Regions from separate parts of the Mus musculus genome. Here region 2 is linked to region 1. A link is a loop called in an ENCODE intact Hi-C map of the cell type or tissue named here. Cell type or tissue: gastrocnemius. All regions are shown on one strand. Links, peaks and the distances in the headings refer to the core of each region. The heading gives the core; the rest is flanking DNA.

What was found. Peaks named below come from ENCODE experiments on the same cell type or tissue, not always from the same donor. Only the 100,000 strongest peaks of a DNase experiment are listed, where the experiment ranks them.
Region 2: it touches region 1 in a loop (5-fold over the local background); 2 of 42 quality-filtered maps call a loop at or near these places.

What each region holds. Positions count from the first base shown.
Region 1 is chr13:28,783,951-28,801,533 of GRCm38, reverse strand. All of the region lies in intron 2 of 2610307P16Rik (RIKEN cDNA 2610307P16 gene), which reads left to right. Among named protein-coding and RNA genes, the nearest start is that of Mir6368, 82 kb to the right of the region's middle. In gastrocnemius, for the core only: no CTCF peak of the experiment used is centred there; DNase peaks (open chromatin) are centred at 8,181 and 8,874.
Region 2 is chr13:28,855,959-28,870,413 of GRCm38, reverse strand. All of the region lies in intron 2 of 2610307P16Rik (RIKEN cDNA 2610307P16 gene), which reads left to right. Among named protein-coding and RNA genes, the nearest start is that of 2610307P16Rik, 22 kb to the left of the region's middle. In gastrocnemius, for the core only: no CTCF peak of the experiment used is centred there; no DNase peak of the experiment used is centred there.

The sequences.
Region 1 (17,583 bases), core at 6,916-11,915:
GGCTAACCAGTGCATAGTCAAAACACAGTTCGTCTATTAGACAGTCCCAGTCCATCTTAGGTACCACATCACCAGTCCCATTCTAGAGGAAGACATGATACCGCAGGTTTCTGCAGCTCTTGAAGGACCTGTTCTGTGCTAGTGTTGGCTGGGAGCATGTACTGATGACAAGTTGACATCCTAACAGCTGAGCCCATGGAGAGATACACGTGACTTCTGAGAGCAGCAGGAATTTTTTTTTTTTTATAGTTTTACAAAATATACAAGGCATTAACCCAACGCACAGGTGGGCTATTCCAACCATCTAGGAGCTTCGCTTTCTAGATTCCACAGTGGAGAAGGCAGTGAGGGTGCCCTTTTCACATATAATTTATCTTTCAAAATAAAAACTGATAGTATAAACACCTTGAGTTTCTTATTATAGTTTAAATACTTGTATTTTCAATCTCTGTTTGATATACCCTGAATGTAACTCCAGGTCTCTTATGAGAGAGTAGAAAGTCATTAGAAATCTGTTTTAATAGGATTTAACCTGTAGTGTTAGGGTTTTTTTTTTTCCTTCCCTTCAACTTGTATCAAGTATTTAATTGCCCACCAGATGATTTATTTTAGAATTGGCCTACTTCCCCCCCTCCCCCTCCCCGTTAATGCCTGTGGGCAAATGTAAATGTGTACTTGAATTAGCAAGCCAGGGATCATTCTGTAAAGTTAATAACTACAATGGGGAATCAAGTAGCTTTGATTCCCACTTTTTCTAGATTGGCTGTGCATGTCACATGGTAGAAGGAGGAGTGGAAGGGAAGGAGTTTTTGTCAGGGATGCCTTTGGTTTTAAATTGTCTCATTAATATAAAAGAAGTGCATGTTTACTGTGGAAAGTACAGGAGAGAAAGCAGAGTGTGGTAACATGCCTCCCTAATCCTGTACTCCGGAGGCTGAGGCAGGAACGTCGGGATTTGAGACCAGCCTGGGCTATCCTGTACAGCCCGGACTTCAGAAAGAGGTATTAGCTCAAAATAAATAAGGAAATAAATAATTCAGATAAAAAGAAGCATCAGAGAAAAGAAATTCCTTTATTCTTCTGCTCAGAGTTATTCCTGTGAATCCTTTGAGGTTAAAAATTATTTTTAGTTATGTGTCTATGTGTGTGTGTGTGTGTGTGTGTGTGTGTGTGTGTGTAGACATATGCACTTGAGTGCAGAATCCAAGGAGACCAGAGCCGTAGGATTTCCTAGAGCTGGCATTCCAGGAGGTTGTGAGCTACCCCACCTGGGTGCTGGGAACAGAATTTGGCTCTATTAGAGCCATATATACTCTTATCCAGAGTCCTTTCTCTAGCCCTTCCTCGGACAATTTTTACAAAATATTTCATACTGAGAGTGTACGTAGATTTATGAAATAAAGATCAATAAAATCCTGCTTGTAACCCTCCATCCATCTATTCTCTTTCATCTCCAGTCACTTCTCCCACACTTTGCCTCTGATAAAACTTGTTTTTTTTTTCCTTTTCTTCCCATTAAAATGTGTTTTTAAAACAAACAGGCTGCAATGCCTTTGCTAGGTGAGCATTGTGTGTGAAGTAGGGCACGCAGCTTCAGTAGCCCTTGGACTACCCTGGAGTATTACATTGTGTAAACGAGCTGCCACTTATCCGTTTCCAGTCAGGGAACATCTGGGCTGGAGTTCTGGAGTGGATCTTAGATCCTCCTAGCTCTCACCAAGTTCCAGATGCTGTTGGCTGTTTCTGAGGACCGCTTTACCCATTCTGCTGTAGAAAGCCTTTTTGCCAGCATACAACTGCAAAAGAGCAATCCTGGGACCAGCCCTCAGCAGGTGATTCTTGAGGGTTCTATGTAAAAACTACATTTCCCATAGGTCATTGCAGCTCTCATAGTTGTCCCATGAAATGACACCTCAGTCCTGCATACAGCAGGTGGTTCAATACCTGACCCCTGACCTCTTATCTTTCCTTTCTTGTCCACTCCTTCTCCCTATCCCATACCCCTGAGTGTTTTCCTGTTTATTTTTTTCTCCTAGATAAACTTAATTAATTTTTATCTTAGGATCTGGAGAGAATCAGGATATATGCAGCTTTTGTCCTTGTAGATGAGTGACAGGACTGTGGCCCCTCTTTTAGCACAGAGTAAATTGACTCTCTGCTATCTTTTCCCAACCAGATTACTAAGCAGGGATGTGAGCTTCATTAGATGATGTTGGCTTGGTTTTCCAAGGTGTTGGGAGCAAACCCTTCTAGACAGCGAGGAAGGAGAGAGTCCTTCTATATTTTTGTGGTAAGCATATACTTTCTGCTACTGCTTCTCAGGGTTGAAATCTGTGCTCCTGTTCCTTTATGCAATTGTATATCTCTATGTGTATTGTTAAATATCTTTATTTCTCATTTATAAGATTTGTACTCCCATCTTAGCTCACATTGTCTGTTGGCCTATAGTGTGTGTGTGTGTGTGTGTGTGTGTGTGTGTAATATGTTGTTATATACACGAATGTATATTACATATGCATTATATATACTTATATATAATGGAAACTTAGAATATGTTGTTTAAAGTTTTATATTGCATTTATTTATTCGCATGTGTGTTATGAGAGACAGAGGGAGAGAGGGAGAGAAAGGTTGTAAGGGAGGGGCTGAGTTTGTTCTTTCCTTCACCCTGTGGGTCCCTAGGATTGAACTTGTCACCAGGCTTGGTGGCACAGTACCTTTACCTCCTAAGCCCCCAAAAACTGCCCTTCTAATATGTTCCTGAGACTAGTATTTTATGTGCTCGGTTGCCATTCCTGCTGCGTTTGCTGGGAGCCAGCTCACTATATGGACACTTTGTAAAAGCACAAGCATTGATTTAGGATGGTCACTTCAGGTGGCAGGCGCTCATTTTACATCGATGTGCAATACTCCTTGAGGGGTTTTCTGATTTGTCTGTGTTACCGATGCCCTTGGATCCTTACCATTTAACACACTTACCCACATGGCCACTGTTAAAACCTGCGATCTAATTAGTTATTTTCTCCTGCCCTTCTCTCCATTCTTGCTCCTCCTCTCCCCACTCCTCTCATTGCGCTTAATATCCCCCCCCATACACACACAACAGAAATCCAGTACCTTATAAATATTTTAATAGTGATTTCTTTTTATCACGAGGACAACCGGAGAATTCCTTTCTAAGTTAGAATTGCCAGATGTGTAGCCGATATCTAGAATGAAGTGTTTCTGACAAAATAGGTTTGGACATGGGGGTGAGGTCCAGCCCTGCTGAGCCACATTTCAGTGACTGACACTTCTGCTAATAAGGTGGCTTTTGAAATACCACATAATTGGAAAACTATCTTAGAAAGTCCCAAATATTTGAACATGATACTGGCCTTTGAAGAGGAAGTGAGACAAGGAATGAAGAATCTGTCAGTTTGTCCAGATGTTAGAGGAACTCATCTGTGATAACAGCTCAGGCTATGATAACCCTATTGTCCCATTGAAAGTTCCATGGAGAGTCCCAGGCTGGAGGCTCGCACCCTGGGTTATTTGATGTCTCAGAAATAGGCAAGCTTTCTGTTCACCTTCCCACTTTAGTTTTCTTACAACTTCAGCAAGGCTCACTTGGTTTTTGGTTTTTTGAATAATTGAAATTTCATAAGAATGTTTTATCAGCCAGCCTAAGTCTGGCTTTCAACAGCTCAGCATAGAAGGAATTCTCAGTTTATAAGATGAGGTTGTGTGAGGTCGCCAGGCTGGTTCTTGCTTTTCCCACAGTGACTTCAGTAGCAGTTGGACACCGTTTGACATGCTTTTCCTGGTACCAAAAGCATGCACGTTTTGGTCTGACTTCCTGGGGTCACATTCTGCTCTGTATGTAGATAGTGTGGTACACACTAGTCTCTGTATTTTAATAGTAAAGTATGTGTAAGACCTCAGTGGATGTGAGCCATAATCCATAATGCCTCACCACTGAAGAGGCACAGAGAACCTAAGAGTTTTATTTGACTCAGATTGTAGAGGTCGGTATATCACATAAAATAGATTTTATGTATTATCCTCAAAATGTATCAGTAAATTATGAACCCAAGGACACCAGGTTGTTTGGGGAAATATTTTTTTTTCCTCCAGAGGAACATTCTAGAGAGTGAGAGGATTAAGGATCCTGTAGTCAAGCTCAGCTCCCTGTATCCTGGCTACTGTTCCAAAGAATGGGTTCTCAGAGCTGCCTTGGTGCAGCCTTGGCTCAGTTGGTAGAGTGTTCGTCTGAGTTTAATCTCTACACCATACAAATCTAGCATGGTGAGGCTTGCTTGTCATCTCAGGAACACAGAGGCAGGAGACCCATATGTTCCAGTTTATCCCAAGCTGCATAGAAAGTTGTAAGTGAGCGTGGGCTACATGAGACCCTGCCCCCAAGTGACTTGTATATTTTTATGTAAATTCTATAGCATTAAAAATATTTATCCTCAGACAGTTTTTCTTTGCAGAGGGCCTCCCTCCCTCCACCCCCTCTCTTTTTTGTTTTGCTATATAGTTCAGACTGGCCTCAAACTCAGGATCTTCTTGCTGCAGCCTCCCAAGTGTCAGGATTATGGGTAGGTACTACCGTACCTCACAGTATTTAACATTCTGTTTTCAGTGTCCTATACAGAGCAGCTCCAATGCTTGTGAGGTTGTATTCTGTAACGCAAGCATTCCTTTATTCTGGGTCCATTTAGGATAAAATACAATAGGGAACTGTCATACAGGAGAGACTGCCTTGCATGGTGGCACAGAGGTGAAAGCTGAGGGGTGGGGGATGGGGAGTTAGGAAGAGAGCAGTGTGTTCAGGAGTTAGAGAAAGCCAAGGGCGGGCAAGAACACCAAGCCCAGCATCCCTCGTTTGAAAAGCATGGGGACCACAAATGTTTCACACAATGACGTTTTCAGACTTTGAAACATTTATGAACATATACATTATGAGATATTTGGAGATGGGACACAAGTCCAACAATATGAAATTCACTCATATTTTATATGTACATTGTACATGTAGCCTGAAATATAATAATAATAATGATGATGATGATGATGATGATAATAATAGTAATAATAATAAGTTATTGTTTCCAGACAGGGTTTCTATGTGTAGCCCTGGCTGCCCTGGAACTCACTGTGTAGACCAGGCTGGCCTCGAACTCAGAAACCGCCTCCCTCTGCCTCCCAAGTGCTGGGATTAAAGGTGTGAGCCACCAGTGTCCAGCTGCCTGAAATGATTTTTACAATACTGTTTGTGTACCTACCTCTTTGACCATCCCTCATTCCGCAAGTAGGGAGTTTCCCATTTGCAGTGTCATGTTGATGTTTGAGAAGTTTCTGAATCTGAAGTTACTTGGACTTTTTGATTAGGTGTGATCAAGCTGCCTCTTCAGGACTGGACCAGAAGAACTTTCAGGGCCTCTGATTATTATCTGTGTTGATGGGGTAGTTTTAGGGGTGTCTTACAGTTGTGAAGGCCACTCAGGAATGTGGCATACACAGAGATGGTGTATGTTACTACCATTTGGCTGTTGGTCACCAGACCTGTGGCTTTGAGCATCTGCTTAACCCATAGTTTGTTTCCTTTAGTGATCTGTGTTCACTGATCCACATGAAGCTTATATTACATACAATAAGTGGATTTTATCTTTACACTCAGGATACCAGAATATGTCAACTTTTAAGTTTCATAGGGGCATTGTTTTGTGTGTTATACTCATCAAATATCCTTCAGCATTTTTGCTGGAGGTGAGCAGACCGAATTTGCCTTTTCCAATATCCTCTGAATTTTTAATGAGGCCCTTTCTGTCTCCTCGTTTTTCTTGCCCATGGCTACTATTTTCAATGTAACTGTGTTCTACAGTTCTCTTTATTATTTTTTGTTGCGGAAAGTAATTTATTTCTTTTGCTTTCAAAGATAGCTTCCATTTGTGCGGGCGGGCGGGTGTTCTAGATTTAGTACAATGCAGGGATATAAGACACATTTTCAAAGTGCTAGGATCCTGAGCCTATCTAGTGAGATGTATTTCCTGAGAAGGAACGTGTTGCCACAAAGACTAGGCTTTGTTCTTTTGTACAACTTTGCACATGTACCCGAGCTTTAAAAATTGCCTTTGTGTTACCCAAATAAGACGATGAGTGCCCCACCCCCACCCCTTTTCAGAAAGGAAAAAATGTGTTGCAAATAGATCTCAGCTGATTTCTTTGATCATAAGTTTCATATTATGGGCCTTTAATTTTTTTTTTTTAACAAGCTGAATGTTTTTACTAAACACTATGAAAATACAATTATAAGCTACTACGTCAATTAGGAATTAGTGGTTCTTAGAACAGTGGATTATTCCATAGCTCTGTGAGCATACTCAGTCTGCATGCTAAAATTAATTTAAATATAATTAAGGACAGAAGTAGAGATCTTAACCATTTCCCTGCCAGCTTTTGACACCATCAGCTGTGGTTGAATTTAATGGGATCAGGCATTAGAGTCATTTAACAAAAGTTCTGTTTTTTGTAAAGGGAATTTTAGTAGTACACATATTAACAAGTAAGGTGCTCTGGTCAAGAGTTGCACAAACACTGTAATTTTCTTCTAGGTAAGCATCTCAATTCATTTGTCCCATCATTTCAAATCTCAGGAAGAAAGCCACCAGCCCACACTAAAACTAAAATAAGCAACTTGATGAGCAGATATCCAGTATTCTTATAAAGGACCCCAGCCTTTGCAGTCTCAAGTGTGTGACGGATATAGGATGTAACTTAGGATCGTGGTCTATATAGGAAACTGTGGCCCTGTGCTTACCCAACCACCAGCCACATGCCACCCATTAAACACAGAATAACAGTTAATACTGAGAATAGTCAGTGCAGCTCTAAGGACAGGAAAAAACAGCCCAGATACACAGATTGGGAAGAACAATTTTGTAATTACATGAGACATTCCTGTCTGCATATTTTATACGTAAGAGAGCTTCTTTATGATTAATTTGTAGCTTTATGAAAATACGACATCTCTGACAAAAGTATGTATACAATTATTATATACAATTAATCAAATTAAAAAATTATTTTGTGGCACTAAGCCATGAACCCAGAATTTGTATCTGCTAAGCAGGCTCTCTACCACTTAACTATCAGCCCCTGTTTCTTTATTATCTAGGTCAGGGTCTGGTGGATTTGTGACCATACCCAAAGAAAAGGATCTAAGGGGACAGATCCTGCAAAGCGGGTTCCCAGAGCTCAGGAGCCCCTCATTTTTATGATACAGACATGTTTTATGATACGCCACACGTGTCTTCATGCGTGCATAACACCTCTGTATTCACATTCCATGTACACTGTACCTCGGAGTGCAGCTGCTGACCTCTAGGATCTTGCCCAGGTTTCCTTACATGTTGATTTCATACATTTTTGGATGTATGTAAAATTCTACTATCCTCTGTGAAGAATTCTTTGTCTTCCCAGGGTTTGCTGACCAGGTCTCCTTTTGTGCCCCTTTCTTCCTCTGTGTGTCTTATTTCTTCCTCTAGCCCCTGCTCTCGGTGCTGTGCCCACTCAAACACAGACTTTCTGCAATCTGGATAAAAGAGTCGAAATCACACAACAGATTATGGGTGTGGAGATTTTACCCACATTTGTCAAGAGTGAAAATCCCAGGACTAAGAATAATTTTAAATGGCAGAGTAAACATCCCGCTATTCTTGGCTAGCAGGGCTATTTTTCATCCCCAGACGTGGCTTTGCAAATTGCCTGCTCTTTTTCTCTCTCATCCCAACCCCCTTTGTTCTCAAATTTTCATACCATTATAAGAGGCTGGCCCATAAAGGTTGTCTTCCTTCTCTCTTGCCTCCCCTTGCCCTCAAACAGCTCATAGAGAGATTTTCCTAAATGAAGACCACCTCAGTCCCCAAGAGACATTCTGAGACCAGGTTGAATAATACGTATTTTTCCCACAATAAATAAACTACTCATGCAGAATACTCCAATTTTAGGCCTGTTAGTTGTCTTTCTGTCTCTTGGATTGTATCTGGGTTTCTTTCTTCCTTCCTTTCTTTCTTTCTTTCTTTCTTTCTTTCTTTCTTTCTTTCTTTCTTTCTGGTTTTATATTACAGCAGGCTTTGATTATTTTGCCCATCTGTTACTGGGGGAGGGGTGGCACTTCTGTGCACGGGCCCAGCTGCAGAGTAGAAGACTCACTCACTCCGGTATTCTGGTTACTTCTCATGTGTTTCCACCTTGTGGCATGTATAAAATGTTTGTGAGGAACACATTCATGGGTGAACAGAGAGGCTTGCATGTGGCCAAGGGTGGTTGTCATGTGGGTGGGGGTGGGAGGTTGCTGTTGCTGTGCCCTGAGCTCTGTGGTCAGGGGTGATTGTCATGGGGGGTGGTGGGGGTGGGAGGTGGCTATTGCTGTGCCCTGAGCTCTTGACCATCAATGCAGGACTGAGAGTATCTTTACTGAAGCTCACCTAGAAGAAACCCCTCACTGCTGCATTCTGGGATACTCTGAAACACAACAGCTTTACATAAGCAAAGGGAAACCAAACTCTGTGCACGTGAGCCTAGGCCATAGTAACCTCTAACTATGGAACTCTGAGATGTGTAGACCAAAATCTTATCCTACATATTTTCATTGCTGGGTCATATTTGATTAAGTGTTATTTCTGAACATACTAAGTGCAACATGAGGCGACTCTTTCGTATTTATTGCTTTCCCCACATTCAAGTCAATTTTCTCCTTTTAATTAGCGGAATTGCTTAAGAAGCCTTTGGAACCTCCGAAGGAAAATCACCTTAGCACACGGTTGGCTGGTTCCAAAGCTCGCTTTCAAATGCCATGGCTCGTGATCATTGGTTTCGCTCACTCATTCATTCAAGAAGCTTTGGCTGATTGCCTGGTGTATGGTAAGGAGAGAAAAGCAGGAGGCAAGACAACCTTGTTCCTTCGAAGAACAAGGGGGCCACAGGCAAATTAGGAGAGCATTCTCGAGTATCGAAAGCATTCAAGGTATGGATAAAGGCTATGAGGACAGCTCAGATAATAAAGTACTTACTGTGGAGTGGAAATGCCTGAGTTCAGTCACTACAACTTCCATAAGTATGCTAGACATGGTGGTACACGCTTGTAATCTGCAGTGCTGGGGCAGTAGAGCTAGCCTTGCCTAATTGGTAATCTCTAGGTGAGTGGGTCCTACCTCAGTGTGGCCTTTCTGAAGATAACCTCTACATACATGTACACATGAACCCCCCCCATACATACCCAAACTCTTGAGTGTGCACACATGTATGTGCATACACACACACACAGGGGTTGACAAGAGTACAGGTGAACGAATTTATATTGGCATGACAGAATGATAACTAGCAGTAAGAATTCCTCAGTCAGAGTGTGCAGGATGAAGGATCCTATCAGGGAATAAAATATAATTTAAGGTGATCCACAAAAGATGAGCAAGATTCACAATAGCTAGAGTAGGTGCTAATTAATCAAGCAGAGTTTACATCAGAGAGGCCTTGGTTTACAAGAAAATCCTTGGGGCTGGAGAGAGATGTCTCGGCTGCTAACACAGCTAGAAAAACTTTTGCTGCTCTAGAAAAAGGATTCGGTTCCCAGCACCCACAGCAGGTGGCTTATAATCTAGAGTATACCGCGCCCTCTTGGAACTCTATGGATATCCCCAGCCATGTGTACCTTCATGTGTCCCTCCAACTCCCCCCTCCCAAAACCTTTGCTGAACATTGTGGAGCATGTCCCAGCACTCAGGAGGTAGAGCAGGTGGATCTCTTGAGTTTGAGGCCAGTCTGGTCTACATAGTGAGCTCCAGGACAGCCAGGTCTGTCGAGAACCCTGTTTCAAAGCAACCAATCAACCAAAACATTTAAAATAAAATATCCCTGGGTGTGGTGGTGCATGCTTTTTTTTTATCCCACATTTGGGGGTGGGGGGAAGGTAGAGGCTGCTGTATGCAGAATTACAGGCCAACCAGGGCTGCATGCTGAAACCCTATCTCCAAATAAATTAATAAATAGATAAATAAATAAATTAATAAATACCTTCAAAGGCGTGAAATAGTAAGAACTACATTAGGGGTGTGTGTGTGTGTGTGTGTGTGTGTGTGTGTGTGTGTGTGTGTGTGTGAAAATAGATCAGGAGCCCAGTGTAAAGTGATTCAGCATAATTTATTCATCAAATATTGGCACAGGAGCCTGTTGTAGCTGTTCAGATGGGCAGTTATTGTTCTGATAACGAAGAACAAGTGTCTCAGAATTGTTGCCCAGAAAGAGAGCAAAACCAATAGCATATGCAGAATGTAAACATTTGTTTACATTGTACTTAGCCAGTGCCTTTGCTGAAGAGAAACGCAGCTGCAGCTTCCAGGACAACCTGTAAAAAAGAGTACTGCAGGTCTGATGGGTGACAAGAGAAATAGTTTCCCGTTTTCCTCCTAACCCTAACTCAGAGGCCCCCACTTACAAGTTTTGTGTTTTTTCTCAGGATTGCTTTAGAGGCCCGAACTAGAAATGGCACAGAAGTATACATTCTTTGTTATACTTTTTGTTCCTTTGGGCTAGGGGTCTCAGACTGTTTTAAATCCTTAGGGAGAAAAACCAGTCAATTATGGTTCTTCACTCTGGGCAGAAGACCTTTATGTAAAACTCGAAACTGAGTTCAAAGGAGAAAGTTGCCCAAGAGTGATGGTGTAGAGAGGTGTGGATGGGGTGGGGTGAGGGAGGAAAGTGAAACAGCCCCTCTGTTTGCCCTTGTCATTAGCAGGGTAAGAAAAAAGGGGGCAAGGTTGTTTTGTAAGGCAATGGAACTAAGGCACTAAGCAGGTTCAGCTTGCTGAGGGAGCCCTGCAATGAATTCTTTTGCAGCTTGAGCAAGACATTGTCTTCAAGGAGAAAGCTGCCCTCTCCCATTGCCTTTCCGTCTTCGTACATATTCAGTCATTGCAGGTGGCCCTTGGCTCCCAACTGTTCCTCATCTTCATAGAGGGGCCAGCTTCCCCCAGCTCCCTTGCGTGCGCTTTCTCTCTCTCTCTCTCTCTCTCTCTCTCCCTCTCTCTCTCTCTCTCTCTCTCTCTCTCTCTCTCTCTCTCTCTCTCTCTCTGTGTGTGTGTGTGTGTCTCAGTAGAACATGCTTCACTGTTGGTGGAGAACTGAGGAAACCTCCTTGCCACAAGACGTCAAGACACAGTTTGCTGTTTTGTTCTCTGATTGTGAGTGGAGCTGAAGATGTAATGTAGGATTTTGTACAAGAACCTTTTTTTTTTTTAAAGAGAATTACCAACATTCCAATTTTTTGGGGGGTGGGGTGGGGTTGAGACAGGGTTTCTCTGTGTAGCCCTGGCTGTCCTGGAACTCACTCTGTAGACCACGCTGGCCTCGAACTCAGAAATCCGCCTGCCTCTGCCTCCAAAATGCTGGGATAAATGCATGTGCCATCACTGCCCGGCTCCTCTCAACTTTCTAAAGGCCTTGTTCTACTGCTCTGCCTCCTACAGTCCTCTATCACTGATCTGTGAAATGGTTTGGGGAGTGATTTTTGTTGTATAAATACCAGTGTGTGCTTTCACACACCACAGCTTTATGGATACAGCCCACACTGCAGATATGGTCTGAAACTTTGTCCTATGGCTCATGGTATATGATGCTATTTCCTTTTCAGATTATACATGTCGGAGTCAAATATTTCAAATTCCCCCTCCCACCACCAAATCTGGGTAGACATCATTATGGATTGTAACAAGAATAGTATGTCTTTATAATTATAAAGTTAAAGCAAACGAAAAGTGTTTTAACAGAATGGATATATCAGAGAATTAAATGAAGCTTTCTGGAAAAGAAAAAAAGTGGTGTTTAGTATCTTGTTTACAGAAAGTGAATCACTTTGGTAATCTAAGAAACAAAACCTTCCAGAGCTGTGCAGAGTCACTCTTAACTGTTTGAGTTATCTTGGTGGGAGGGGGCTCTTTTTGTTCATGACTTTGTAGTAGGAAGCCTGATCCTTTTATGCCCAGTCCATTTGGCATCCTCTTGTGTGACAGCATTGGACAGCACCATGCAACTTTATACGGCATGATTCCCTTTCTTAAAAGAAAAATTAAAATGGGTCAATGAGAAGATTAAATTTTAATTTCTCTTAAGTAGAGGAACCTGAGAAAACTATAAAGGACTCGTCCAAGCTCAGATAGTCCCATGTTTTGTAGCCAAGCAGTTCAAAATAGATCCGTTTATTTCTAAATGTAAAATGATACAGTCCTGGACACACCTGTGAAACAGCAAGGCTTCTGAAAAGAATGGAGAGGCATTAACGGTCAGTGGTCAGCAAAGACAGATAGCCGAAGAGATGAAGGCACAGTTAGGCCTCACCTCACTAGAGAGCGGAGAGAATTTGAGAACTACCCGTACTTGGTCAAACGTGGCCTGGATCCTATGTCTTGCTAAGGCAGCTGGCCAAGAGTATTTTCCTTACTACGTCTACCTACAACGCTGTCTCTCTCTTTTTTTTTTTTTTCCATTTTTTATTAGGTATTTAGCTCGTTTACATTTCCAATGCTATACCAAAAGTCCCCTATACCCACCCACCCTCACTCCCCTACCCACCCACTTCCCCTTTTTGGCCCTGGCGTTTCCCTGTACTGGGGCATATAAAGTTTGCGTGTCCAATGGGCCTCTCTTTCCAGTGATGGCTGACTAGGCCATCTACAACGCTGTCTCTTTATAGAACTTCATGGTGGTTGTCTGGTTGTCATGTGGCACCACCATTCTGAGCTCACATGTTTGCCTCTGGCCTCTCTGTGCCAAGGGCTGGTGCAGAGGATGACAGCACCTGTTACTTGGGAAGTGACTTGTCTTAACTGTTGGGCATCATCATCTATTTCCATTGCTCATGCCCTTGGGTCATGGTCTTGGGGGAGGCTTATGTGATAATAGTTGATGGGCGCCTTCTCACATTCCTACTGCAGGAGAGAGACAAAGTTCAATTTATTGATTACTTTTTAAAAATTAATTATTTTATTTATTTATATCCCAAATGTCGTCCCCCTCCCAGTTCTCCCTCCCAGAGTTCTTTACCCTCCCACTCTGCCTCTGATAAGGGTACTTATTGTTAATTTTTAAAAAGGTTAATTTTGATAATTTATTGAGTATCTGGCCCATTATTAGATATTAATCTGACATTGTTTTCATTTCTTTCCCGTTGTCTTCTTTGACATTTTTGTTAGTTGATTCTTTGTTAAACATGGGTAGGAGGAACTCATGGCTTCCTTAATACTAGGCAAGACCACTATCATGGACCCAAACCCTAGACTTTTCGAATTTAATAATTTTTTCCTTATACATAAGGATCAGGGGACAATTTGAAAGCCATCTTCTCCCATGTGGGTCCTAAGAATCACACTTGGGCTGTCAGGCACCTTGGTTGCTTGCTTGGTCGTTTGATTTTTCTATTTTATTTTTCAAGTGGGTATAAATCAGACTTGGGCATTGGGTTTCTTTATTCCTTTTGTTTATATTAGTGTGAGGTAGACAAGTGTTTCTTGTCCCCAACCCTTCTATCCTTCATACTGTCCAAGTTATCACTACAGAATTAAAGTCTCCCAGGATTGGCCAGGCTCATGGGTTAGTGGCACACAAGAGTCTTGGCTGCTGATGTGGAGTGGGCCTGCGTAAAGATGGAGCACTTTTATTTTATTTTTTTCAGATTCATAGAGGCAGGAAGACAGAATTCAGGCAGTGTGGTGAGATTATATTTACATTTCATGTAAGATCACCCTTCCTTACTTACATGGTCCGTGTAGGCATAATGAGCATAAAGATGAAGTAAGAATAGCCTTAGAGCCCTTAGCTTGCCTTCTACCACCCAAGCTTGTCTTGCCCCCAATTGCAAGTTTCTGTTACCTTCAGATTGGACAGAGAGGCCGTCTATTGTTCTACAGCATTGTATCCATCTGGTTGGTTAGTTTGCATGGTGCATCCTGCCTTGATATTTGTCCTCAGCATCTCCCCTTCCACAGATCTGCTTCTTGGCTGATGTCAGACTCCCCTTTCTCTCCTCATATTTCATTCCTCCAACATCTGTAAAGTGGCCAAGCTCTGAGAGCACACTTAAAAATGGATTGGATCCAGAGGGGCCTGAGCCGTCTTTTCCTTAATGTGTCGAGTTTTAAATTTACAGGCTTGCAGCAGGAGAGGTGGGAGAGGAGGAGAAACAGTACCACCTCACCTTCAGGAAAGGAAGGGGTTGCTTTGACTTCCGTGGGAGGGTTGCCACTGCACAGCCGGTGTCTCCAAGGTGAATTCTCGGCTCAGTGGCATATACATAAATCAGCTTGAATCTGGAGGCCAGTGACAAGAGTTTGGCTGGAGCCCCGTGACAGCTTTGTGGTCGAGAAAGAATATGTAAATTTCCAGAATTCCCAGGAATGCCAGCCTCAGAAAGAGGATTAGGGGAGTCCAAGAGTCTTGCCCTTTCCTTGGGACTGAATAATGGGTAGGACCATTGTTCACCAACACAGCTTGACTTTGGTACTCAAAATAAAAACACTCCGTTTTCTACCGTATTCTGATGGGAAATTTATTAAATGTTAAAGTCTAATGTGAAAACAAACCCTAGTTTAAGTAAAACCATGCAGTGCTGTTTAATAGTGTTTATAACTTGAGAGCTAAGGGGCTGGGCTGAGTAACTCTGATAGGTGGAGGGATTCCAAGACTCCCCCCTCCCCCACCCCACCTCTAGATATGTTTAGAGTGGTTTATTTGTGGTTGGTTTCCCAGCTTGACCGCCTGTTTAGAGTTTGTAGGGATAAACAGACAGAAAGATAAACTTCCTCTTCAGGTGAGGTTCGTCCCTTTTTAGAGCCAAGCACAAATCTCTAAGCTGTGACTTTGCCAATACTGACGCCACATACTTTTGGGAAGCCCTACTGTGTGCCCAGCCTGCAGTGTATTTTTTGATGCTTAATTGACACATTGCTACTGACAGAATAGTAAGTTGGTTGGTTTGTTTTGGTTTTTCCTTAAAGGTCTTGAATTTAGGCTCCTCTGCTTCTATGCTTTTACCTCAGAAGTGCTGGGATTATAAGTGTGGCCATTACATTTGATACATTACAGAGATAGGAATCAAATCCAGGCTCTCTAACATTCTAGGCAAACCCTCTACCTACACTGATCTATATCTCCGTTCTCCAAATTGGAGACCCTTTGAGAAACTGAATCAGACACATGTGGATTAATTAAGAAATCTATTTAAACAAAATCTAAATTATGTATGTAGGTCTGCAGAGATGGATCAGGAAGTCAAGGCCACTTTCCTGCTTACCCTAAAGACCCAGGTCTCATCCCCAGAACACACATGGTGGAAAGAGAGAACTGCTTCCTACAGGTTGATATCTCTTCCGCATGTATGTCCTGGCATGTGTATAAAACAATTAAGTAAATACATGTAACCAAAAATATGCACTGAATGAAATATCACATTATGATATGTCCAGTCCTGCTTCGAATAGATAAATCTCTAGTCAGGAAGAGAAAAAGTGGGTTTAGCTTTAGTTCTTCGAGAGTGTTTGATAAAATAAACAAACTGAAGTGAGACGGTCCGGACAGAAGTGAGATGATCTGGACAGAACAAATGAAATGTTAGGAACCCGATGTTAATGGATTAAACAGTACAAGTCATGCGGAGCTTTCCACTTGGGTACCTTGCATGACCTTTAGGGGATGCTAGGTACCCTCCATCCCTACTACCCTAGGCTGGGTTGCTGAATCTGTCCCTAACCCTTCTCTCTTTTCTTAGTCTTCTATGTAGATGTTATCATTATCTCCGTGGGTATGACATAATTGATAATTAGACAGTACCAAATCAGAGATTTTGTTCAGATGGTGAAGGAAGTGTAATCCATGTTCCATGACAAAGGGTTAAAAGCTCTCTGTATGTGAGCATAGAGCAGAGGCCATGAAGGGGGATGCCTAATGGGATGCTACCCAACTCTGGGAAGACTTGTTTGTTCAGAGAAGGTTTATTTCTTGTATAGATCAATGGAGGGGACAGAATTGTGTAGACGTACAAATGCATATGTGAGAGCCCAGCTCAGCTGTGGGAGTTGTCACAACTGAAACATTCAACGGAGTAGGCTTATTTGTTTGCTTTTGTTTTTTAATAGTGAGATTTTTGTCCCAAAATCATTCGAGAAGTTGGGTGTAGTTTTTTCAGCTGACCGTGCAGATGGGGTGGCAGGTTTGGACCAAATGCACCATGAACTTCTTTTCATCAGTGAATATCGTAATCATTTGAGTATGTGTTTATGGAGCAAAGGCAAATAGAAAGTATGAATGCTGTCTATGAAGAGACAATTAAAATATGGAGAGTGGGCTAAGGAGATGGCTCAGAGGTTAATAGCACTGGCTGCTCTTCCAGAAAACCTGGGTTCAATTCCCAGTAACCATACGACATCTCACAACTGTCTATAATTCTAGTTCTAGAGGTCCTGATACTCTCACACAGACCCACATACAGGCACAATACCAATGCACATGAAATAAACATAAATGAAAAACATACAGAAGAATAACGGGAAGAGGAGACACTTGCCTATGAAGAATGTGCAGGGTTTGGGCGAGAGAGGTAGCTCAGGAGGTAAGGGCCCTGGATGCTTTTTCTGATTGCCTAGTTGGCCAGCATGGTAGGTTGTAACTTTCTGTAACTTGTTTCAGGTGTAATTTGATGCTCTCTTCTGACCTCTATGTGTTAGTTTTAGGCCAGCTTGATCTAAGCCATCCGAATGAATGAATGAATGAATGAATGGGGCTGGAGAGATGGATAAGTGATAAAGAGTGGTTACTTCTTTCCCAGAAAACTGGAGTTCAGTTCCAGCACTTCTACCTCTATTAAGTGACTCACAAATTTCCCCATGGCATCTGAAAACCTCTTCTGGCCTCCTCAGGCAACCCTACCTCTACCTCACACATAAATAAAAATAAATTACACCTCCCCACCCCTCTCTGTTTTGGTTTTTTGTTTGTTTGTTTTTTGTTTTTTGCTTTGTTTTTGTTTTCGAGACAGGGTTTCTCTGTTTAGCCCTGGCTGTCCTGGAACTCACTTTGTAGACCAGGCTGGCCTCGAACTCAGAAATCCGCCTGCCTCTGCCTCCCGAGTGCTGGAATTAAAGGCGTGCGCCCAGCCTGTTTTTTTTTTTTTTTTTTTTTTTTTGTCTTTCTCTTTCTCTCTTTTTTAAGGAAATGTATGAAGGAGGCAGGAGAGATTGCTCAGACAGTAAAGTGTTTGCCTGGCAAGTATAAGGGCATGAGTTCAAATTCTCAGTGCCCATGTAAAAGTCAGGCATAGTAGTACTTGCCTGTAATCCCAGCACTGAGGAGGTAGAGACATGAAGAGCCACTGGGCTCGCTGGTTAATCAGCGTAGCCAAATTTATATGCTCCTGGCTTAGTGAGAGACTTTATCTCAAAAAATGAGATAGGAAAAGATGGAGGAAGAGATCCAACCTCTGGTCTGCACATCCACACCCACACATAAACATAGGCACCTGTGTATATATGTTCACACTTCCGTAAAAATGCA
Region 2 (14,455 bases), core at 3,295-8,294, 73 kb before region 1:
AATCTTATTAATTCAATCAAGTATGCAAATTTTACAACTTGCTACTTCCTGTGTTTGTCCTGGCCTCTGTGCGCTCCCATTATTTTAGGCCCAGACATAACTCTCTGGGTGGGGCTCTGTGTTTGTTTTTGAGACAGGGTCTTACCCTGTCGCTCAGAGTGATCTCAAGGTCTTGGTAATCCTGCCTCAGGTTTCCTGAGTGCTGGGATTCTAGCAGTGACTCATTGTGCCTGCCTGTAAATGGTACTATTTGAATACTCTGCTTTCTTTCTTGCTGTAATCTCCTTTCTTCTGTTTGCCTTACTTTCTTCTTCCCTGGGGCCCTTGGTTGCTGTTCCATCTTCCCACTACCCATCCCTTCCCCGGGCCCTTCATCCATTCACCTACGCGTTCATCCTCCCTTGCATGCATGCATGCATCCATCTGCACCCCTTGCATGCATGCATCCATTTGCGCCCCTTGCATGCATGCATCCATCTGCGCCCCTACCCCTTCATTTTCCCACACACTCATTTTGTTTTGTTTTGTTTTTGAAGCTCGCAGAACTCATGAACAGAGTTCTACAGGATGTGCTAAGTCACGTTGCCTCTGGTTGCTGAAGGTGGTGGGGGAAGAGGGAAAGCTTCCATCCTTTAGTTAATCTGTGCCCATTGCAAGTGATTACTATCTGTGCTATTTGATAGCTTAGAGTGCTTGGTAAACTGCTCAGTGGTAGAATTACAGACCAATGGCCACAGTAGGAGACCTGCCCCCTCCCTCCCTCCCTCCCCTCCCATCCACTGCCCTGCTCTGCCCTCCCTTTCCCACCTCCTCTCCCCTTCTTTTGCCTTCCCTTCCTGTCTCCTTCCCTTCTCCTCCCTCCCTCCCTCCCTGCCTGCCTGCCTGCCTGCCTGCCTGCCTGCCTGCCTGCCTGCCTGCCTTCCTTCCTTCCTTCCTTCCTTCCTTCCATTTTTGTCTATTTGGTTTTGGTTTGATTTTTTTTTTTTCTTTTTCTTTTTCTTTCTTTTCTTTTCTTTTGGAGACAGGTGTGCTCTACATAAATAACCTTGGCTGTGCTAAACTTGCTCTGTAGATGTAGCTGACCCTGAACTCAGTGACTCACCTGCCTCTGCCTCTTGAGTGCAGGGATCAAGGGTGTGCACCACCACTGCTCAGCTCACCTGATGGTAGTTTCAGCAGCTCTGATGGTAGGGAGAAAGAGAGGCTGCTGCAGCCCTGAGGAGCTCTAGCCTAAACCCTTTTCCACTTTGTATAGATAGCCCTTCCTGTGTCTTTAAGATCTTACTCTGTAACCTAAGCTGACCTGCAGCTCATAACCACCTTCCTGAGAGCTGGAATTAATTGCTGGTGTGAGCCATGATGCCCGGGCTCTTAGGATTTAAGGAAGCTTTCATTTCAGCTGTGAAAAGACAGACCCCAGCTGAGAAATGCAACCAAAATGGAGAAACAACAACAACAACAATGGAAATTTGTCTTCCCTTGCAGTAGCTGCAGTTACAGATATTAACCACCCCCCACCACTGCTCCGACTACTATTTTCCTTATATTTCCATTGGATAGGTTGCAGAGTTAAGACTTAGTCTTTTGAGGAGGTCATTATCCAGTCTACAGGCAGGAGAATTGCATGTTCAAAACCAGCTGGGCTATGTAACAATCTCTCTCTCTTTCTCTCTTGGATGAGTGCACATACACACACACACACACACACACACACACACACACACACACACACACACACACACACACACACACACACTTGCAAGCTGGAAAAACAATGAGCTGGTACTTCAAGACTGTAATGTGAGTTATTAGGGAGACCAAGACAGGAGACTCATTAGTTCAAGGACTGCCTGAGCCACTTAGTAAGACCTTGTCTCAAAAGTCCCAGAACATACTGGAGTTATAGCTCAAGGGTCGAACATGTGCCTAGCATGTGTGTGGCCTAGGCTGAGTCTGCATTACCACTACCAAATTGCAGGAACAAAAGCAAAAAAGTCACAAAAACGGTTCTTGCAGATGAGATGAAGTTTCGGGATCGTCCTGGGTTGCCTAGGGTAGGCCTTATGCCTAGTCTCAGGATCTTCACACAAGAGGGGCAGGAACACTACCCTCCCAGAGAAGTGCAAGGGTCATACAGAGACTGTCCAAAGCTGTCACTGCTAACTGGAAGGTAGGGGTGGGGTGGGGAGGAGTGCAAAGAATGACTCTTCTCTGTCCTTTGGAAGACAATTTTCTGATGCTTTAAGCTACAAACTTTAATTTGTCACAACAACAACAACAAAATAATTGGGCTGCAGACTTGTACACTTTCTTTGTGTGCATACATGCACTTGTGAGTTGTGAGTCTCTCTCTGTCTCTGTCTCTGTCTCTGTCTCTGTCTGTCTGTCTGTCTGTCTTTCTCTCTCTCTGTGTGTAGGCCAAAGGTCAGCTTTGGTTGTTATTCTGGACAGGTATCTCCTCCTTTGGTCTTTTTTGAGACAGGGTCTCTCACTGTCCCGGGGCATACTCATCCAGCTCGGTCGGTAAGCCTAGGAATCCACCCTTCTCCACCTCTGCAATGCTGGGCTCCAAGTGCCTGCCTCCACAACTGCTATTCTCTGTGGGCACTGGGGATTGAACTCAGTTCCTCATGTTTGTGCTGTGAGCCTTACTCCCCAGCCTCCCTGGGTTGTGTACTTTCTAGGGATCAAGGCCTTCTTCTTTGTCCCTGGAGTCTTCACAGTGAGCAGACTTCTGCACACAGCAGGCGCCACATACCCAAGCTGCTCAAACTGACTTTCTTCATTGGTTCAGAACTTTAGAGCCTGAAGATTGGTATTTAAATTTTTATTGGAAGAGAAGTGAGGCCGGCAAGATTGTGGCATTTATTTGCAAAAGAAGAATTGATACCCCTAAGGCTTACTTCTGTCTCAGTTTATTGCATCTTGAAGCTAGATTTACACCAGGTTTTTAATGTAGCAATTCCTGCACTGGGCTGGAATATTAATAGACGCACCAAGAAACCTCATCTGGCAGAACAAGAAGAGCCAGTTGGTCTAGGCAGTGGTTTGATGTCTTAATTAGATAGGACTTCGGGGCAGGCGCTCTCCTGCACTGAGGTATCTAAGTGACAGTGCTCCGGGATTTCTGAATCAAATGCAGAGTGTCTTCTGCTCAAATCTTCCATGAAATACAATTTTGAAACTGTGAGCCTGGCTCTCACTCAGGCAGAACCTTGCTGTATTTATTGGGACTTCAGCTGAACAGCAACTGTGGGATCATATTCTTTGGGAAATAGAGTTTGTTTTTATGTATAAAGAAGCCACAGAGAAATAGGTGGGATTTAGGCTCAATAGACTGGGCTGGTGGCAAACATTCCTCTACCTAATAGTTCCTTTTCTGTTTTCTTTTTCTCTATCTAATCCTTCCCTTGTTTCTTTTGCTACCCGCCCTCATGTCTTTCAACAATGATCTCACTTTGTAGCCAAGGATGACCTTGAACCTGCTGATTTTCCTGCCCTTGCATGCCAGTTGCCAGGGTTACAGGTGTGGATTTGCACACTCAGCTAGGAAGAGGATATTTTATGGATTTATTGTGAAGCTCATTTTCTCGTGAGTGTTTACAGTGTTGCTAGATATCACCTAAAGCCTTATTACACCATTAGAGTTTATAAGAGTCACTTGAACAGATATTTGCAATAATGGGGGTGGAGGGTGGTCATCACCACCACTACCGTGGAACTGAACTTTGGACTTTTGTTCTGATTAAAGTTAATAGGCAGTTTAGTTGTCTTATTTTTCTTTTTTTCAGACAGCGTCTCACTATGAAACTGCTCCTGGGCTAGAATTCTCTATGTAGACCAGGCTGACCCAGAAACGCACATCCTTCTGCCTCCTAAGTGATGGGATTGGAGGTGGCAAGGCAGTTTCTTTTTAAGCTAACTCACTTCCTGTGTTCAACCAGTGAAGTTCTTAGATTGTTGCTGACCTCACCCCCCCCCCACCATATTTCATATAACTGCTAGAGCTGTGTAGTTTTTTTACTAATAGCTTCAGAGTTATTGAATACCGAGGAGTTAAGTGGTATGATTGGGATGTCTTACACAACTCCCTACAGGAAAGCCTGAGTTCCAGACGTTGTATTTTACCTGAAACATAGAAGTTGCTCACTAAGACAGCTGTTTATAGAATGAATGAATTTGTGATTGAATAATAATAAAAACCCTCAAGTTTTGATGTTAGTCCATCCTTAACTGGCCATTTTGAGTGTCCTGAATTATCATGTCAACCTAATAACGAATTCTTTTTTTTTCTTTTCTTCTTCGTTTTTTCTTTCTTCCCTTTCTGTTTGAAACAAAGTCTCACAGTATAGCTGAAGCTAGACTGGAACTCATGTAGTTCAGCCTGCCTTCAGGCTTGTGATCATTCTCCTGCCTCAGCTTTCACTGTGTGTTCATAAGGGGTGAGATGATATGCATAGTTAATTAAAAACAGTTGGCAATGCTGTGGTTGAGCCTGACTCACTGTACCCTGTCTGAAACATAACTAACAACAAAGGAGCAGCTTGGTTTGTTTTCCTTGTGATTTAAAAAAAAAAAGTTTTTGGTAGGTTTTCACCATGTGGTCCTGGCTGGTCTGGAACTCTCTATGTAGACCAGACTGGCCTGAAACTCCTGGAGACCCACCTGCTTCTGCCTCCTGAGTGTGAGAGCTTCAGGGAGGAATGGAGGAGTGTGTCTTCTTGGTGTGGTTGTGCTTCTGTACTTATGAATTCACAGGGCTGTGGTTCCTGTATAAGATGAGGCAGTCCACCTTCTACACGGAATGGGGAGAGGCTCACTGGCCCTCACAACTAACTAGCAGCTCTGGAAACTGGATGGCTTCTAGAGGAGGGAAAATCAATTTTCTTTAAGAGTGTGGCTCCTTAAAACTAGCCAGGCTCAATGGCCGTGCCTTGTGCATAGCAGGAGGGTCCTTGTTTGCTTGGTATTCACTCTGAGGAAGACCATCTTCATGATAAGGATGGATGCCCTGAGGAATTAAAGCAGTTTCAGGAGTCACCAAGAAGTCCTGTCATTGTCCTTTAACCATTTGTTAAAATGTTGAAAACAAAAACAAAACCCACTCCTCAGGAAAGAATTAGTAATTTTAGTGACTCTTGAGAACCCCTAAAGGATTAGGGAGAATATTTGTTTGTTTGTTTGCTTTTTCAAGACAGGGTTTCTCTGTATAGTCCTGGCTGTCCTGGAACTCACTCTGTAGACCAGGCTGGCCTCGAACTCAGAAATCTGCCTGCCTCTGCCTCCCAAGTGCTGGGATTAAAGGCATGCGTCACCCCTGCCTGGCTTAAGGAAGATTCTTCGAGTGTTAAATGTTTAAAAACCTTTATTTGACTACTTGATGCCAAATCTTGGTCCATACATACAGCTGGACTTCCCCAAACTACTGATTTAGTGGTTGAAGACAGATTTTTGGAAGTGTCTTAGTAAAAGCAATGTAGTTTTTGTTAGGTAATTTTTGTCTGCTGGGCTGTGCATGGTTGTGCATAGTACTTGGGAAGCAGAGGCAGGTGGATCTCTGTGAATCAGGGGCCAGCCTGGCCTACAAAGTACATTCCAGGACAGTCAGGGCTATGTAGACAGGCTCTGTCTAAAAATCAACCAACTAAAACCAAACCAACCAAAGCACAATAGAACACATACAATGTTTCTTTCTGCTTTGCATATTCATATAAAATTAAAATGCCCCAAACACACAGAAGAAGCTCATTTTTAGTTGTGCAACACAGTGGTTTGGGTGAAACAGTCGTTTAAATGGAGGAAATTTTGGGTTAACTCTTCTACTTAGCATTTTGGAGATAGCTTCTCACTAGCATCAAAGTTGGAATGATCCTCTTCCGGCCTCCGCCTCTGCCTCCTGAGTGCTGCTGGGGCTGTAGGTGTGAACTGCTGCTCCAGTTCAGCCCCTCTTTTAAAGTATTACTGTACTTAGCTTAAGGTTGCTGAAGTCAGGGCCAGAGAGATGACTTAGTGGCCCAGCGGTAAAGAGTTCACATTGAACTTGTAAAGGTCTCAGTAACTGTGCCCAGTGGGTCACAACTGCTTATGGCCTCCTGGGGCATCTGTATACACACACACACACACACACACACACACACACACACACACACACAGTTCAAAGCAAAAATAATTTAAAGCCAATTTTTCTTATGAGCTCTTTAAGAATTTCATGCATGTTGATTATATTCATTATTTTTTTCCAACATCTCCCAGACACACCCTATCCTTCCTACTCATCCAACTTTGCATGTCCTGTTTTTTCTTGTCGGTGTTGTTTGTTTGTTTTCTGAGACAGGGTTTCTCTGATTAGCCCTGGCTGTCCTGGACCTCTGTTTGTAGACCAGGCTGGCCTTGAACTCATGTAGATTCACCTGCCTCTGCCTCCTGAGTACTGGGATTAAAGGCGTATACTACCGCTACCACCACCTGGCTGTGCCCTCTTGAAAAGGAAAAAGAAAAAAGGAAAAAAAAAGTGTGTGTGTGTTTATATCACTCAGTCTAATTTGTGCTGATCATAGATTCTTGAACATGTGGCTTTCATAGGAGCCTGGTCAACTTACCAGGGGCGTACACTTTTAAAGCAAACGGAGTCTTCTGCTTCTCATAGCTATCACCTTCCAACAGTTCCTAGGCTAGAGATGGGACTTGATGACCTGACTCCCCTCTCCATGCTTGGATTTGATCTGTCTTGAGCTTGCACAGCTCATTACATGCTGTTGAAACCACTGTGTGTTCATATGTGTAGCTGCATTATTGCGTGTAAGATACTGTTTCTTTGTAGGCATCCCTTGCCTCTGGCTCCTATGGTTTTCCCACCTCTTCTTCTGCAATGATCTCTCAGGCTTGGGAGGAAGGGGTTAGATATTTAGACATCCTGTTTTGGGGTAGGAGATGGAAGGCTAGAGGAGGGAGAACAGAGAGAGATTAAATAATACTAAATACACTTGGAAAAAGTCATTTGAAAACATACTACTGTAGAAAATTCCTTAAAGTGGAATAATTAATATGGAGTTAACCTATAAAGGGATAGTACCAATGCTTTTACTGGACCCCATAGGCTAACAGAGAGCCTATTACCAGGAATTGGAGTTGTTGGCCAGTGAGGTCCTATAGGTCCCCCTTGATATTATAGGCTATTAGCAATCCTATTAGTTACCCTCCGAAACTTGACATTAAGACCATATTACTGAAGACATCACATACTTGAGTCAGAACATGGATATATCAAGTTAGTACTGACCTAGAAGCTTCATTGCTGACTAACTTTCATAGTGCCAGAAGCTGCTATGAAGAACCTTACCAACTACAATAATAACTGGCCTGGCAAGACATGCCTACTTGTACAATATTGGCATGAACATCATGGGAGCAACCAACCATTTTCTGATAGGATTTGAGTCCTATTCCACAAGATGCAACCCAGACCCAGCACTGTTGTTAGTTAAGACTTTGTGATTAGACAGGCTGTAGACCCTAGCGGGGAGCTTACTACTTACTATTACTCTTCCAGAGGGTCATGGATTAAACCAACTCATAATGACCCATGCATATCTCAACCTTCATCAGAGAAACTTCTATTTGCAGTGAATGGTGATTCACACAGATATCCACAAATGGTCAAAGTACAGAGACTAAGAGAGTATAGGCTGCTCAGTCCTGGAGTAGAAAAAACAAAAACAAAAACAAAAACAAAAACAAAAACCAAACCAAAAAACCCAAAAAACAAAACAAACAAACAAAAACCCCGATAAGGTAGTTAATTTGCTGAAAAATCAGAAAAAGTAGATGATTTGAACCTAAAAGGGTTTGTGCTTTTCTGTGTCTGTATATAGCTTTGTTTCTTCAGGTTTTTGTTGTTGTTGTTGTTGTTGTTGTTGTTAAACAAAAACAAACAAACTGGGCTCGGTGGTCCATGCTTTAATCCTTGTACTAGGGAGGCAGAGGGTTGGTAGGCCTCTGAGAGTTTAAGGCCTGGTCTACATAGCGAGGAGTCCTTGTCCCAAAAGAAACAAGCCAAGCAAGCCTCAGGTGCATCCTCCACTTCTCCAGCTTGTGCTGGTGGCCCAGTTTTCCTTCATCTTTGGTAAGACAGTAGTAGGGAAAGCAGCGCTCGTCCGCCTTTGACTAGAACTTCACTAATCATTTTACAGTTGCCGAGGGTCTTTCAATGAAGCATTGCAGAGGTCAGTCTAGGGGCTCCTTGTGAACCAGGAAATCCCATGAAATGATCCTTTCTCCTAGGTTCCATGGAAATCCTGGGCTCTGTTTAATTCCTTTGTGACTACTTAGGAATTCTAAGTTTCTTCACAATGGTTTTATTTTATTTATTTTTGGCTTCTGAGCATAGGTTTAAGATTCTTGTTTTAGGCTGCATGATGAAGATGACAACCATCGCCATAGTGTTTGGCTTAGAGAGACTTCATTTATCCAACCAATTAATGTAGTCCATTGTTAATTACAACTGTGAATACAGAGACCTGGCCATCAGCCTACTGAGCCATGAGCTCTATTTACTTGTCCGTAAAGCTCCATTAGAAGTTCCTGACAGCAGTGGGCTGATGCATTTAGCACAGATTTTTAAGTGTCTACCTAGAAATGAAGGAAGAGTTGGCTATTCACTTGTATTGGCTAGGCTAATGGTTGTCAAACAGTTCAGTAGATGTCAATATTGGTTGACATTGTAAGGTGGTTTCATCTCGGAAGTGTGTGGCTTGTGACAAGCAAGGGTAGCTGGTCCTGTGGAAGCTGAGTGACTTGCCAAGGAGTGAGTTGCATCTGCAAGGGCTAGAGATGAGTCTTGCTAACTTCACCCTTAAACCTAGTTTGCTGAGAAAGTGTGGAGGAAAATCTCAAGGACAGTCAAAGGGTTGTGATTCAAGATGGCTACAGTCATGCCAAGGGAAATTAATATATTTGCTTTTCTGATTTGGGTGAGATATCCAAGGGAAATTTAAATCCATTTTATGAAATGTTTCAGAATAATCAGGCTGAAATGTCTTGGAAAGGCTCGATTCAACTACTTTGGTCTTTGGATTGACCAGGGATCTATATTTTCAAGTATTTTTCATACAAATGTTGACTATTCACCAGGCAGTGGTGCTGCATGTCTTTTAAACCCTGCACCTGGGAGGCAGGGTCAGGTGGATCTCTGTAAGTCTGAGGCCAGCCTTGTCTATGTAGCATGTTCCACAACAGTCAGGGCTACATAGAGGAACCCTATCTCAAAAAACTAAAACCAAACCAAACCAATACAAACAGCCCTCTCCCGCAAACAAAAGCAAAACAAGAACAACAACAACAAAAAAATGCTGACTATTCTATAAATATTGAGCATTCTAATCCATGTTAAAGTTTTTATAATATAATAAAATTATTTTGTAAAATAATAAAATTGTGAAAACTACATAGATTTTTCAGGTTTTTCTGGACTCATGGAAATGTTGCCACAAAATTTTTTTCTTATTGTTATCAGGAAAATCCCAGATTTTAAAAGTTTTTACTTTGCAATTAATTATTAACTTTTTGTGAGACCAGATTTCTTAATGTGTCCCTGGCTGACCTGGGCTTCCTATGACGATAAGGCTGGCCTTGAACTCATAAGAGATCTGCCTGCTACTTCTTCCCCAGTATTGGACTTAAGGGTATGTGCCATCAAGCCTACCTTATCTACTTAAAAAAAAAAAAATTAAAAGTTATACTTCTTTACTAGCTAGTTCGTTTATGTATTTTGTGGTTTTGTGTCACTCTGCATAGGTGCTAGTGTTGGAGCCTGTCTGTAGAGATTAGAAGACAATTTTTGGGAATTTGTTCTCTCCTTCCACCATGTGGGCCTAAGGATCTAACTCAGCAAAATGTCTTTACCACTAAGCAAACTCACTGGCCTTTCTTTGGGTTAGTTTTGTTTTGTATTTGGTCATAAAAACTTAATGTTAAAAAAGATCTTGAATAGTGATGACTATTGAAATGTCTAGAAGAAAGTGCTGATTTTAGCCAGATTCCCTTCTTTCAGGAAAGAACAATAAGGGTGCAGGCTCTTGGCCAACGTTTGGAGGAAATCGAGTGTGCAGTAATTGCTTCCAACACAGAAATCTCCCCGTGGGGACTGGGATTCTTCTGTGTTCTATGGGATGGTGGCTACTGAATACTAAGAATCGTAAGCCTGAGAACACTTGAAAAGGCTGGCCTGAAACTCCTCATTTGTTACTATAGACCTGACTGCAAACTTGTTAGGGTCTGTTGTTAATTACACGATTTGACATTTCTAGGACTAACCATGGAAGGGGTACTTGCCGGTGAATCACTGCCTGCCTGTGCTGAACTGGCAGCTTCTGTTTATGGTGCTGAAGATGGAGTGAACAGGGCAGTCGCTGTGTTCAGCACTGGTCTTTTTTCGCTACTGTCAACTTGCTGACGCAGCATCTGGATAATACCAGTGGACCCCTGCGCCCCTTCCAAGTGCTTTAAACTTAGACAAATTTATGTTTTACCAAAAGGTTAATTCTGACAAATTATTGGGAATTATTTCTGTTGGATCTGCCGCAGTGAATTCATTCTTTATGATGCATAGGTTGGCGTGTATGTTAGAAGCACGTACTGCATTTTCTGTACCAGGAGGCCCAGGAAGTCATAGTGCGGCAAGACTGTGGCCCTGCTATGGGACTAGATGCCACTACTGAAGATGAGCTGAGGACTTAATGTTCCTATTGAATGACTTGATATTCTAGCATGCCCACCCCCATGTTTATGGCACCTACCCACCCCCTCTGATTCATTCTCTCTCTCTCTCTCTCTCTCTCTCTCTCTCTCTCTCTCTCTCTCTCTCTCTGCTGGAAGGCAATTCTCTATCTTCTGAAAAGAGGGTGTTCTTTCTATACTTGACACACATAATTGTTCTAGCAAAACCAGAACTTTTCTTTGATTGCTGGCTTCTGGTGGATGGCACAAAGGTAGACCTCGAAAATGGGTGGGCAGACTCCCCCTTCCCCAAATCCCAAACCAACAACATCAAACAAAACCAGAAGTAATAAAGCATTGAGCGCGTGGGGAGACACATTACTACATGAAACAGGTAGCTCAAGTCTGGAATTTCAAAGGAAACCTGCTTATTTATTATAGGGTGCTGTGGACAAGCCATGCCTCTGGTGACCAAGCAAGCTGTCCACCACTGAGCTAAAACCCCACCCCTAATGTGCAGTTAGGGTTTAGAGTATGACGTGCTCTGCCTCCAGTACTGGGGCTTGAACCTGGGACTTTGTACATGGTAGGGAAGCACTCTAGAACTGAGCTATATCCAGTCCCAGAAAACTTAAGTCTGGTAGATTCAGGGGGCCTTTGGGGAGCTAATGGTCTGAGAGCATGTGCAGAGGTATCGGGACACTTTCTACAACGAACATAGCAGAGAGCCACAGACCAGATGGCTCTAACAACAGAAGTCTTTCCCGTACTTCTGGTGGCTGCAAGTCCAAGATTTCCTCCAGTGTGTGAGAGTGAAGGCTCTCTTCTGGGTCTCCTTGTGTAGCACATGGCTGGCCTCTGCCTCCCTATTCCTTTCTTTTATAGGAAATGATATCCAAATTCTATTTTCTCACAAATTTGCTATTTTGGATTATGGTTCACTCTTATGATCCCATTTTAGCTTAATTACCCCCTCAACAAGTTTCCTAATTGAATCACAGTCTAAGGTACTGAAAGCTAAACTTGAGCATATGAATTCCTCATTTTTATTTTTTGTAGTGTTGGGATTGAACCTGGGACCTCTTGCATGCTAAGTACTCTATTACTGAGCCCCGTTCTTTTTCTGGCGCCGGGATTTGATGGGACATAGATCAGGTAGTACCATTGTTCAATACTAACTCAATCTCTTTCCTCTTTTCTCTTTTCTTCTAGCTGTCCTTTTAAAAGCATCCAGTAAAGCAAAAGTTCTAAGGGTCTTGTATTTTAACTGATTGACTAACTCACTAACTTGTGTTTGGGGTGTGTGTGTGTGAGTGTGTGTGTGTGTGTGTGTGTGTGTGTGTGTGTGTGTGTGTGAGAGAGAGAGAGAGAGAGAGAGAGCACACGCACATGTGCATGCATGTTCGAGCCAATATGTGTGGATGCAGATATGGGCACATGTGCGCCAGAGTGCATGTGAAGCAATCAGTGGACAACCTTGCATGTTGATCCTTGCCTGGATTCAGACAGTGTCTCGCCACTGTGTCTGCCCAGCTAGCTGGTCCCTGAACTTCCTGTTTTCTTGTGTGACTGCAGGGATTGCAGATACACATGCTACTATGTCAGACCTTAATGTGGGTGCTGGATTGGAACTTATATTGTCAGGGTTGGTTGGTGAGTGTTTTGCTTGTCGAGCTATCGCTCTTAGCCCTTTTACTGTGTCAACATACCTGCCGAGATCGCAATTTAAACAAGAAAAGGAAGATAAGAGAGTATCATCTCTTGAATATATTTTTATAACCTCTTTACTAGGTATAAAATACATAAAGGGGAGTACACAGTTGTAAATTCATCTTCAGTGACTTATCACAAAATGAACTCTTAAGATGGAGAGCGTGGATTCCCACTTTGTGCCCACTGAATTATAATCCCTTCATTGGGCAGATGCTGCAGGGAGTTTCATGCTATTTAGTTACATCCATGGAAAGGCCCACTGTCCTCCATTGTGTTGGGACCATACTCAGCATTCTGTTTGTGAGGCTCAGATTTGTGGCAGTAGCACCTCTTTGCTGTGTGACACTCGCTTTCTTGAACATGACACACTGCCTTCTTCTATTCTTGGAGGGCATTTGGATTGTCTCTAGCTGTTGTTAGGAATACTATTGCTGGGAACATTCTTCTTTTGAATTTAAATAATATTTATTTGGCAAAGATTGTGTACTTTCAGGGCACGTGGTGTGATGATTTGATGCACTCTCCAACATCGTTGTGGAATGTCTCTTACTGAACATATGTGTGCGTTCCTATTATGAGATGGAGTTGCTGGGACAGAGAGCATATATTAAACTTTAGTAGATGCTGCCAAATAGTTTTCCAAAAGTGCCTGTACCAATTTACACTTCCCCCAGTCTCTGTGGCAGTTCCATGTGTTACCACAGCTTTGCTCATACTTGATAGCGTTAATTTTTACGTTTTAGTCACTCTCTTGGATAAGTAGTGGAATCTCATTGTGTTTTCACGTAGACAGATGAATTTGAGTATCTATGCTTGGTTGCTTGTTTTACTGAGACAGGTTTCCTTCCACTCTACCTAAGACTGGCTTTAAACTTTAAGCCATCTTCCTGTCAATACTCCCCAGGTGCTTATGTGATGAGATTACAGGTGTGTGTGACCCTGTCTGGCACGTTTGCTTTAAAGTAACATCATAGATGACTGTTTAAGACAGTAACGTGCCTGTGAAGGTTTTCCTCATGTCACTGAGAAGTGTCCAAGGCTGAGCCATTCATCTGTGGTCAAACATCTGTTTTCGACATGGCTTACATAATGTTAAAGGCTTTTCAACCCCACACACCACACGTTCATTTATTCCTTGATCATTGAGTTGCTAGTTTTTGCTAGAGACTGAGATTAAAAAGTAGGGATACGAGTATGAATAAAACATATCCATTCTTGGGTCCCGTCTGGCTGTGCTGTTTCTAGATGTTGTGGAACTCTTTGGAGGTGGTATCTGGATGGAGGAAGTGGATTGTAACCCAGCCTTGCTTCCTACTAGGGCTTCCTGTTTCCTGATCTACAGATGTGTGAGCAAGTTGCTGGTGGCCATGGAGCCACCTGTTGCTCTACCCTCCGCCTTCCTGAAATGATAAATTGTGTTCCCTTAAACCCTGAACCAGGATGAATTCTTTTTCCTTTAAACTGCTGTTTGTGTGCAGGTGTACATCCATGTATGTGATGCATGTGGAGATGAGGGATCTATTCTTCTCTACCTTATGTATGGAGGCAGTGTCTCACACTGGAACCCGTAGCTCATTATTGGCTAGCAGAGCTAGCTAGCTTACTCTGGGGATCCCATTTCCCCCTCCTCTCACCAGCTGCTTGTGTTGCCTCTTGTCAGGTAATTGGTCACAGCACCAGGAAAATAACCAACGCATAACTTAAGTGCCCTAGAAAAACAGATTGGAGAACTGTTTTACTCAATTTATTCCTGGTTTTGTAGTTACATTTATGCAAGACGAATACTCAGGTTGATGGATTGACCGGTTCTACACAATAGCTTATGCTGCTGCTTCAGGTGATGGATGGAGACTCAGCAGTTGTATTTATTCTGAATCTCTCAATGAACCAGTGTGTGGTAAATGGTCTCTGTAGCCTCATGAAAGCACTGACCAGAGATACCGAACCCCATGAATTCTCAGGGCCCTTGAGTGAAATGGTATAATGTTTGCACAGACCCTAGACCAGTGGTTCTTAACATTTCTTTTCT